Linked DNA regions of Homo sapiens: region 1 is linked to region 2. Evidence: read pairs that join two places in POLR2A ChIA-PET (ENCODE). Cell type or tissue: PC-3. All regions are shown on one strand. Each heading gives the region's core, and the rest is flanking DNA. Links, peaks and the distances in the headings are about the cores only.

Region 1 (4,400 bases), core at 207-4,206, 60 kb after region 2:
TAAGTCCCCCAAATCACAATGCCAAAGGTAAACATAAAGCTTGGGAACAGATTCATGCAAAAATGGCCTTCCTTTTGTTCCTAAACAGAAAGCTGCAATGATAGAAGGCCACATCTCTCTCCAGGTAGCCTCCCTCACAAATTTCTCTCAAGGAAATTCCTTGTGGGCCCCCAAATCTGTCAGAATAAATATCCCTTCAATAACCCTAAAACCCTCAATGCCACACGAAGCACCTAAAAAAAAAGTATCAAGTATCATAGGATAGAACATGGGCCTAGAACCCCTATATGCTCACTGTTCAAGCTGGCCCTGCAGACTGGTCAGTTCTGCAGTTCGGACTATACCAAGTACCTGTTAAGACAAATTTTGCTGTGGGCCCCTGAAATAAAATTGGATGAGGTTTCCTTCTCATTTTGTTTTATGTCCTTGAAAGCTTGACTTTCTTACCAAGTGGGAGTACTCTCTTAGTCTCCACTATCTGGAGGGCAGGAATTTTCAGGTTCACATCAGGAAGCCAGTCTGCAAAGACTGGGAATCCAAGACATCTAATATTTTAAGCAGTACACTTTTTGTTCCAAATGTGTCAACTTCTTAGGGAAGTTTTTTCTTAAAAGATCTCATCCCTATGGGGTTTTTGTCATCTTTTGCTATCTTAAATCTATTTCTAAGAGTGAATTTTTAGGGATCATGGGGACTGCCTCCCTTCTGCCCTCTCCAGGAATGTAAAAACTTTTTCTAAACCTAGAAAATTATGACCTGGGCTTTACAGAGAGATTTTTGGATTGAGTTGCTAGGGAAAACCAAATTTTAAAAAGGACACATAATAGTGTAATGGCTAGTCTTGAGAATTCGGTTGAGCAAAATCTAACATAAAAAAAGCTTAAAATCTTTGAAAGCTCAAAATTGCTTTAGATTCCCTCTAGGAAAAACAATGGACACCACCCCATGATGTAGTTCAGTAGCTAAGGTTCTTCCCTTTTCACCTTGGTGACCTGGGTTTGTTTTCCGGCCAGAGAATGAGTCCTTTCTGGTTTGATATTTGTATGACTTTTCAAATACCAGCTGTTTGTTATGGCAAAAATCTGGTGATAAGAGTTTCAAAGTTGTGTTTTTTTGTTTGTTTGTTTTTTGTTTTTTTAAAAAGAGCTCAATAGTCAAAAGTAGACTTAACTAAAACTGATATCTAGGGTATATATGTATACACACACACACACACACACACACACACACACACACACACACTAGTTTTAAGCCTCTGTTCTCTCTTTGTAAAAACTTTTTGTCAGCTAAATTGTTTCTCCGTTTACTTCTGCCTGTCCCTCCTTTCTCTTGCCACCCTCAATGCCATACGAAGCACCTAAAAAAAAAAAAAAAAAAGAAGAAAAAAAGGAATTTCTGACAGCCTGGGATCCACTGGGGAGACAGAAAAGGCACCAAAGACTTCTCTGTTTGAAAGAAATCTGTTTTTCTTCATGTCATCCCAGGAGTTGTAAGCAGACCAATTAACTCATATCTAATAAAACTCTATTCTCTTTTGCATTGTGTTACCTGATTTTGTTTTACTTTTGGGGGGACTTAAATTACTTTGCATCATGAGAAAATAACTTTGGTGTATACAATAGGTAGATAAGAAATACACTTTTAGAAATGGCTGATGGCAGAGGCTTACAGTGAGTAGTTATGACCACATTGTTTTACTCATTTCCTTGTGCATGTGTATGAGAAAAGTGAGCTTTGGGGCATGTAGAAGCTATGGAAACATCCCCACTCCTGACTGAGAGACAAGTCTCCTGTGGGGGATGAGATGATCACAGAATCGGCTGATTGGCATTGGGTCGCCCACCATCCTTGGGAGAACAGAATATCCTTGCAGCGAGGAACACTGTAAAAGCTTTGAACTATCTTGTCTCATGGTGTTCCCCTCTCTTTGGGAACCACAGATGGAGTGTAAAAATGTTATCCTTGGTTTTGGAGGATCTGTTCTGCCTTCCAGCTATGCTTGCTTCACACGTATGTAAATATCAGGCCATAAAAACTGCTTATTTTCCTTCTCATATTCATTAAAGGGCTCCACCCTAAAGCCAATAATCTAATTGAGAACAAGTTAAGTTTAAAAAGCCAAAATACAACTTTCAGGCATGTAGGTGGCTATCTGAAAACTCTTTCATAAAGTAAATTTACATCTTCAAGGAAATTTGTATTTGTAATGGTATCTCCCTATGTACATTAGAAACTCTTCCCATTGCTTTAAATTCACAAGTCATACCTTTGTTTAAAGTACTTTTCCTGGCCATCTTAACTAAAATTTACTTACACCATTGTTTTTCCCTTGGCTTGAGCAAATGATGGTACAATATTTAGGCCTACTGTGTTAGCTCTGTGCTTTGAAAATGCAAATTGTCTATTTTGCTTCGCCTAAGAGTTGTCTGTTTAGAAATGCAAATTTTGAGCTGTCCAGCTGACAATTGCCCAGGGCAATGAAACAGATTATCAAGAGAATTGATAATCTAACGTGGGGGAGAGATATTTTGAAAGCTGACAAATGAACAATCATATAAATCTATAAGATCTGCTTCTGTCTATGCCTGCATGTCTATGTGTTTACACAAGTCATGTGTATGTGATGTTTCACTACCAAAATATATAACCGAGCTCTAATTAATTGGCCTAAAGAAAAAAGTAAGTGCTTAAATAAAATTTTTCATCAGAAAAATAGAAACTTTAACTCAAATGCCTTTTAGTTCATGTAACTTTAGCAATATTTGGTAAATAAAACTAGTTTTTAAGTTATTGATAAAAACATCTCCAGAATTTAATTTAGACTTTCGATCTAAACTAGTTAGGCAGGTTAAACACTGTGCTAAATGCTTAAAGACATAAAACTTTGCTTCTACTTGTCTATAAACTTATGAACCTCCTAGGTTTTTCACCAAAAATAAGAGTTACTAAGAGGTAACATTATAATTAATGTATTTAATTAAAACTACTAGATACATACAAAGTGTATTTTAAAAGCAGAATGTGTTTCAGTTAAAAATATGGTTTATAAGAAGGCATGGGAATGTGGATTTTTTTAAGGGAACATAATTTCTGTCTAGAAGTTCTAAGGAGGAATTTGTTTATAAGATTTTATTAAAAGTAGCTTTTGCATTAATAATATCGAATGCAAAGGTAAAATTTGGTTTTCTCTTTTGAATAAGATTTTCATGTAATATTAAGATATAATGGGCTGGGAGCAGTGGCTTACACCTGTAATCCCAGCACTTTGGAAGGCCGGCACAGGCGGATCACCTGAGGTCGGGAGTTCGAGACCAGCCTGACCAACGTGAAGAAACCCCGTCTCTACTAAAAATACAAAGTTAGCCGGATGTGGTGGCACATGCCTGTAATCCCAGCTACTCGGGAGCTGAGGCAGGAGAATAGTTTGAACCTAGGAGGTGGAGGTTGCGGTGAGCCGAGATCATGCCATTGTACTCCAGCCTGGGCAACAAGAGCAAAACTCCGTCTCAAAAAAAAGAAAAAAAAAAAAGATACAGTAAAATATTTTTGTTTGCCTTTTGAATTAACTGCAAAAGAAAAAAGAGAGGGAGAGGAGAGCTAGATTCAGTTGGCCTTATGCTGACTTTACTAGGTCTTATTGTTTGAGAAACTGAGTCTCCTCTCTATCAAAGAGTAAAGGTTTTTGCTTTTTAAAAATCTTTGAATTATCATTTTGGCTAAATGAATGACTTATTTTATAGTAACCTGACAACCGGATTTGTGACATCATGTGTTTTTTTTGTTTTTTTTGGTTTTTTTGAGATGGAGTCTTGCTCTGTCACCCAGGCTGCAGTGCAGTGGCACGATCTCGGCTTACTGCAACCTCCACCTCCGAGATTCAAGCAATTCTCCTGCCTCAGCCTCCTGAGTAGCTGGGATTACAGGCATGTGCCACCACGCCTGGCTAATTTTTTTGTATTTTTAGTAGAGATGGGGTTTCACCATATTGGCCAGGCTGGTCTCGAACTCCTGACCTTGTGATCCACCTGCCTCGACCTCCCAAAGTGCTGGGATTACAGGCGTGAGCCACCACACCCAGCCCTGACATTATGTGTTTTAAACCTTTGATATTTGACAAACTTTCCAAAATCAAGTTTCAAATTCAGTCATTAAACCTCATTATCTTTTTAGACATTAGGTCCCCTGCAGTCCAAAAGAGACATATCTGGCTTATTTGATATGCTCAATCATACAAGAACCATTGTCAAATATAAAGTGGTGTTTAATTTTCTTTGGGTTATGTTTATATAAATGTGTTATTAGTAAATGTTCCAAAAGTGTATGAGATTCCTATAATTCTGATATGTTTTAGTACATATTATCAATAATAATAATAATCATTATGTGTAATTGTTTTATGC
Region 2 (4,400 bases), core at 124-4,123:
ACCTCTGCCTCCCGGGTTCAAGCAATTCTCCAGCCTCAGCCTCCTGAGTAGCTGGGACTACAGGCACACACCACCACGCCTGGCTAATTTTTGTATTTTTAGTAGAGACGGGGTTTCACCATGTTGGCCAGGCTGGTCTCAATCTCCTGACCTCAGGTGATCTGCCCGCGTCAGCCTTGCGAAATGCTGGGATTACAGGCATGAGCCACTGCTCCTGGCCTAGTCACACTGATTTTAAAAGCAATTTCATATTTTGCTCAAAGTGATATAAACCTTAATTTTAAAGTTATATCATAGTGTTTTTGCTTTCTGTTTAATTTCAGAGTTTGAGGTTTTACTATATGCTGGTACTTTGGGGAATACAGAAATAGTAAGATATATCCTTTACCTTAATTTGAGAGATGTGTGTGTACACTTCCTAAAGTTCAACTTTAAGACCATTCAAGAAAGACTTAACTATAAGATTAGTTCATAACTATATCAAAACTAAATGTTTTGTGTTCCAGATGCCAACATTAAAGTATTTTCATTAAGCCAGTGTCTAAATTTCAAGCATTTCTAAAATGGCAATGTACAAATTCATTAATCCCAACAACTTTACTACACAGAATTTCTGTTATACAGGAAAAGTTCTTGAAGTCATTAATTTAGTCATTTTTCAGAGAACTGTAGACGAGACTTCAGGGAAGTCAACTCAAAACAGTTTTCACCCAGTGGAGTTATTTAGTGGTAAACATGAAAATTTTTTTTCTCAACTTTTTATTTCAAACTTTTTCAAGTTTACATAATGTTTAAAGATTGGGTCAGCTGGGCACAGTGGCTCACACCTGTAATCCCAGCACTTTGAGAGGCAGAGGTGGGAGGATCGCTTGAGCTCAGGAGACCATCCTGGGCAGCATGGCAAAATCCTATCTCTACAAAAAAAAAAAAAAAAAAAAAAAAAAAAATTAGCTGGGTGTGTAGCATGTGCCTGTAGTCCCAGCTACTCGGGAAGCTAAGGTGGGAGGATTGCTTGAGCCCAGGAGGCAGAGGTTGCAGTGAGCCGAGATCACACCACTATACTCCAGCCTGGGCGACAGAGCAAGAGCCAGTCTCAAAAAAAAAGATTAGTCAATCAGCACAATATAGACTATACCTAGATTCAACAGTTGTTAATATTTTACTGTATTTTCCTTCTCTTTCCCCCCACCATTTCCTCTGTCTCTCTATAAACCTGTGTTGCTCTTGAACCATTTGAAAGCAAATTGCAGACCTCAAAGACACTTCACCCCTAAATATTTCAACAAAAATATTTTTCAGTTACACAGGACTTCTAGATCATCATGTTTTCGGTTTAAAAATAAAAAACTATCATAAACCACTTACAGATGAAATAATCTAAACTTTGAGGATTAGCAGAAGGGTGAGCTTGAATGGTCGGGGGAGGCTTCCTCTCAGTCAGATCCAGAGGAGTTGGCAAGGAGCAGTATGTGCATTAATGCACAAAATGCTTGTGGAACAAATTGCTTGTGGAATTGAGACCTTTCAGTCTTTTTCCTCTGGGAAATAACATAATGTGAGTGAAAAGGGTAGAATTTTCAGGACAAGAATAAAAGCATTTTTTTTTTAGGGTACAATAAGAGAAAATCCAGCAAACCCGTTCTCCTAAAGATGGTTTGAGAGCCTAGAATGGTGTTGTCATAAAAGCCAATCAGTGGAATTTTAAAGGGAGGGAGGTGGTCAGTTTCAAAAGTCCATCTAGATCTCTTTGTTTTGTTGTCTCTGGAGTTGTTAGGAAAATCCAAATCTCAGAAGATTTATTTTAAAATAAAATGCTAACTGAATTCTTCTACAGAGTGGGGATCTTCCCAAGTTAGCGATTGTGTTCATTGTATTACAGAACATTAGTAATCCTTTATTGTTATTAAATAATGACTGCAAAGAAATTAAATAAATAAACACTAAAGTCTTTGCTTATATTTCTAATCATTAGGTTTCATAATAGCTCTCTCTTTTACCAGGAATTTTTATGTGGTGGGAAGGGCCTGGATCAGCTAATTCAGAGACTGCTTCAATCAGCAGATGAAGAAGCCATTGCTGAACTTTTGGATGAACACCTTAAATCAGCAAAATAAATACTAACTTATTATTATTTATGATTATATAAATGAAATGGACCTATATCAAGAGGCAGACTGAAGCTTGGAAATCATTATGAATATTTGTAAATTACAGCTTTAAGAACACATTACACATAAATATATGTTTTGTAATTAATCGAAGTCACATTTCCTGACCTAAGAATTTATTTTAGGTTTCCTGTAAAGTACAATCCAACTCATCAAGTAGAAAATAAGCATGCATCATTGAAAAGAGAAAGTATTGAGAATTGATTGTGTCATTTAGGACAAGTCACTTGTTCTCTTTATATGCCTTTTTTCCCCAGCCATCTATGAATTAATTTAAATATATTTTTAATCTACTACTTCAGGAAAATATGGTAAAATTTAGTAAAATATGAATTTTAGACTTCCTTATAAACCTTTTATTTAAATACAAAGTACCTTGGCCTATAGTGGATGCTTATGCCTGTAATCCCAGTGCTTTGAAGGGCCAAAGGGGGAAGATCTCTTGAGGTAAGAATTTGAGACCAGCCTGGGCAAAATAGACCCCATGTCTACAAAAAAACTCAAAACATAAAGAAAAACCATAATACTGTTAATCATGTTAAAGTTAAGACTTAGACTGCAACTTTTAAATAAAAATTATGAAGAATATGAGTCATTCAATAACAATGAGCATCTGGGTACAGACAGTAAAGCCCTTTGATTGCTGTATGAATTCCACACTATATAAACAATAAGCTGATATTTTAAATAGACTCTTTGTTTGACTTCTATTTCTTTTTTTTTTTTTTTTTTTTTTACTCCTGGCAAGCTGGAGTAAAAAAGTTATTGTTTGCTGGCTTAACTTAATGAGCATCAATAGATGTGTAATATGAGTAATACACTGAGATCAGTTTTGTGCAGCATTATATAAAACCCAGTCCTTACCTTAAAGAGCTTGCAGTTGACTGAAGGATTTAAACATGTAAATCACCAAGTAATACAGAGTGGCATGATGTATTTAGTAATTGTTCCGAAGACGTTTCAAGTTAAAAAGAGAGGAATGGCTGGGCACAATGGCTCATGCCTGTAATCCCAGCACTTTGGGAGGCCGAGGCGGGCAGATCACTGAGGTCAGGAGTTCAAGACCAGCCTGGTCAACATGGTGAAGCCCCATCTCTACGAAAATACAAAAACTAGCCGGGCATGATGGTGGATGCCTGCAATCCCAGCTACTCAGGAGGCTGAAGCAGGAGAATCGCTTGAACCCAGGAGGCGGAGGTTACAGTGAGCTGAAATCGCGCCACTGCCCTCCAGCCTGGGTGACAGACCAAGACTCCATCTCAAAAAATTAAAAAAAAAAAAAAAAAAAGAAAGGATTATTATTTTAGTTACTCCTCAGAGAAGAGTTTATGTGCCAAGAAAGACTAGTTAAGAGTTTTAAGGCCAATGGAATTGTTTGTATGTAAACATTAAAGAGGAATGTTTTCCCTAATTTTTATTTTGAAAATATTCAAGCATAATGAAAAAGTCTAAAATAAATTATTTATTTATTTATTTTTGAGATAGAGTCTCGCTCTGTCACCCAGGCTGGAGGGCAGTGGCGTGATCTCGGCTCACTGCAACCTCTGCCTCCTGGGTTTAAGAAATTCTCTGCCTCAGCCTCCCAAATAGCTGGGATTACAGGTGTGTGCCACCACGCCCAGTTAATTTTCTTGTATTTTTAGTAGAGATGAGGTTTCACCATCTTGGCCAGGCTGGTCTTGAACTCTTGACCTCATGATCCACCCACCTCAGCCTCCCAAAGTGCTGGGATTACAGGTGTGAGCCACTGCGCCCAGCCAAATTATTTTTTTAGAGACAAGGTGTCACTCTTGCCCAGGCTGGAGTGCAGTGGCATGATCATAGCTCACTGTAACCTTGAACTCCTGAGCTCAAGCAATCCTCCCACCTTAGCCTCCCAAGTAGCTGGGACTACAGGCATGCATCACCATACCCAGATAATTTTTTTATTGTTGTAGAGATGGGGTCTTGCTATGTTACGCAGGCTGGTCTTGAACTCCTGGCCTTAAGTGATCATCCTGCCTCAGCCTTTCAAAGTGCTGGGATTACACATGTGAGCCTTTGTGCCCAGCCACAATAATTTTTAAGAAATAGTTCAATCAGGAGAGGTCTGAGCAAGATGGCTGAATGTAGAAACCTTTACCAATTGTCCCCCAATGCAGCAACACTGATTTAACAACTATTTACACATACAAAAAGCACCTTCATGAGAACCAAAAATCAGGTTAGCAATCACAGTACCTGATTTTAACT

What was found. Peaks named below come from ENCODE experiments on the same cell type or tissue, not always from the same donor. Only the 100,000 strongest peaks of a DNase experiment are listed, where the experiment ranks them.
Region 1: POLR2A ChIA-PET joins it to region 2 with 7 read pairs; 3 of 35 experiments call an interaction of 5 or more read pairs at or near these places.

Annotation. Positions count from the first base shown.
Region 1 is chr13:41,154,849-41,159,248 of GRCh38, reverse strand. All of the region lies in intron 2 of KBTBD6-DT (KBTBD6 divergent transcript), which reads right to left. Among named protein-coding and RNA genes, the nearest start is that of KBTBD6-DT, 24 kb to the right of the region's middle. In PC-3, for the core only: no CTCF peak of the experiment used is centred there; no DNase peak of the experiment used is centred there.
Region 2 is chr13:41,214,829-41,219,228 of GRCh38, reverse strand. It overlaps MTRF1 (mitochondrial translation release factor 1), which reads left to right. Exons shown (of 10, transcript NM_004294.4): 10 at 2,001-2,860. The coding sequence ends at 2,114. All of the region lies in intron 3 of KBTBD6-DT (KBTBD6 divergent transcript), which reads right to left. Among named protein-coding and RNA genes, the nearest start is that of KBTBD7, 22 kb to the right of the region's middle. In PC-3, for the core only: no CTCF peak of the experiment used is centred there; no DNase peak of the experiment used is centred there; H3K27ac peaks cover 333 bases.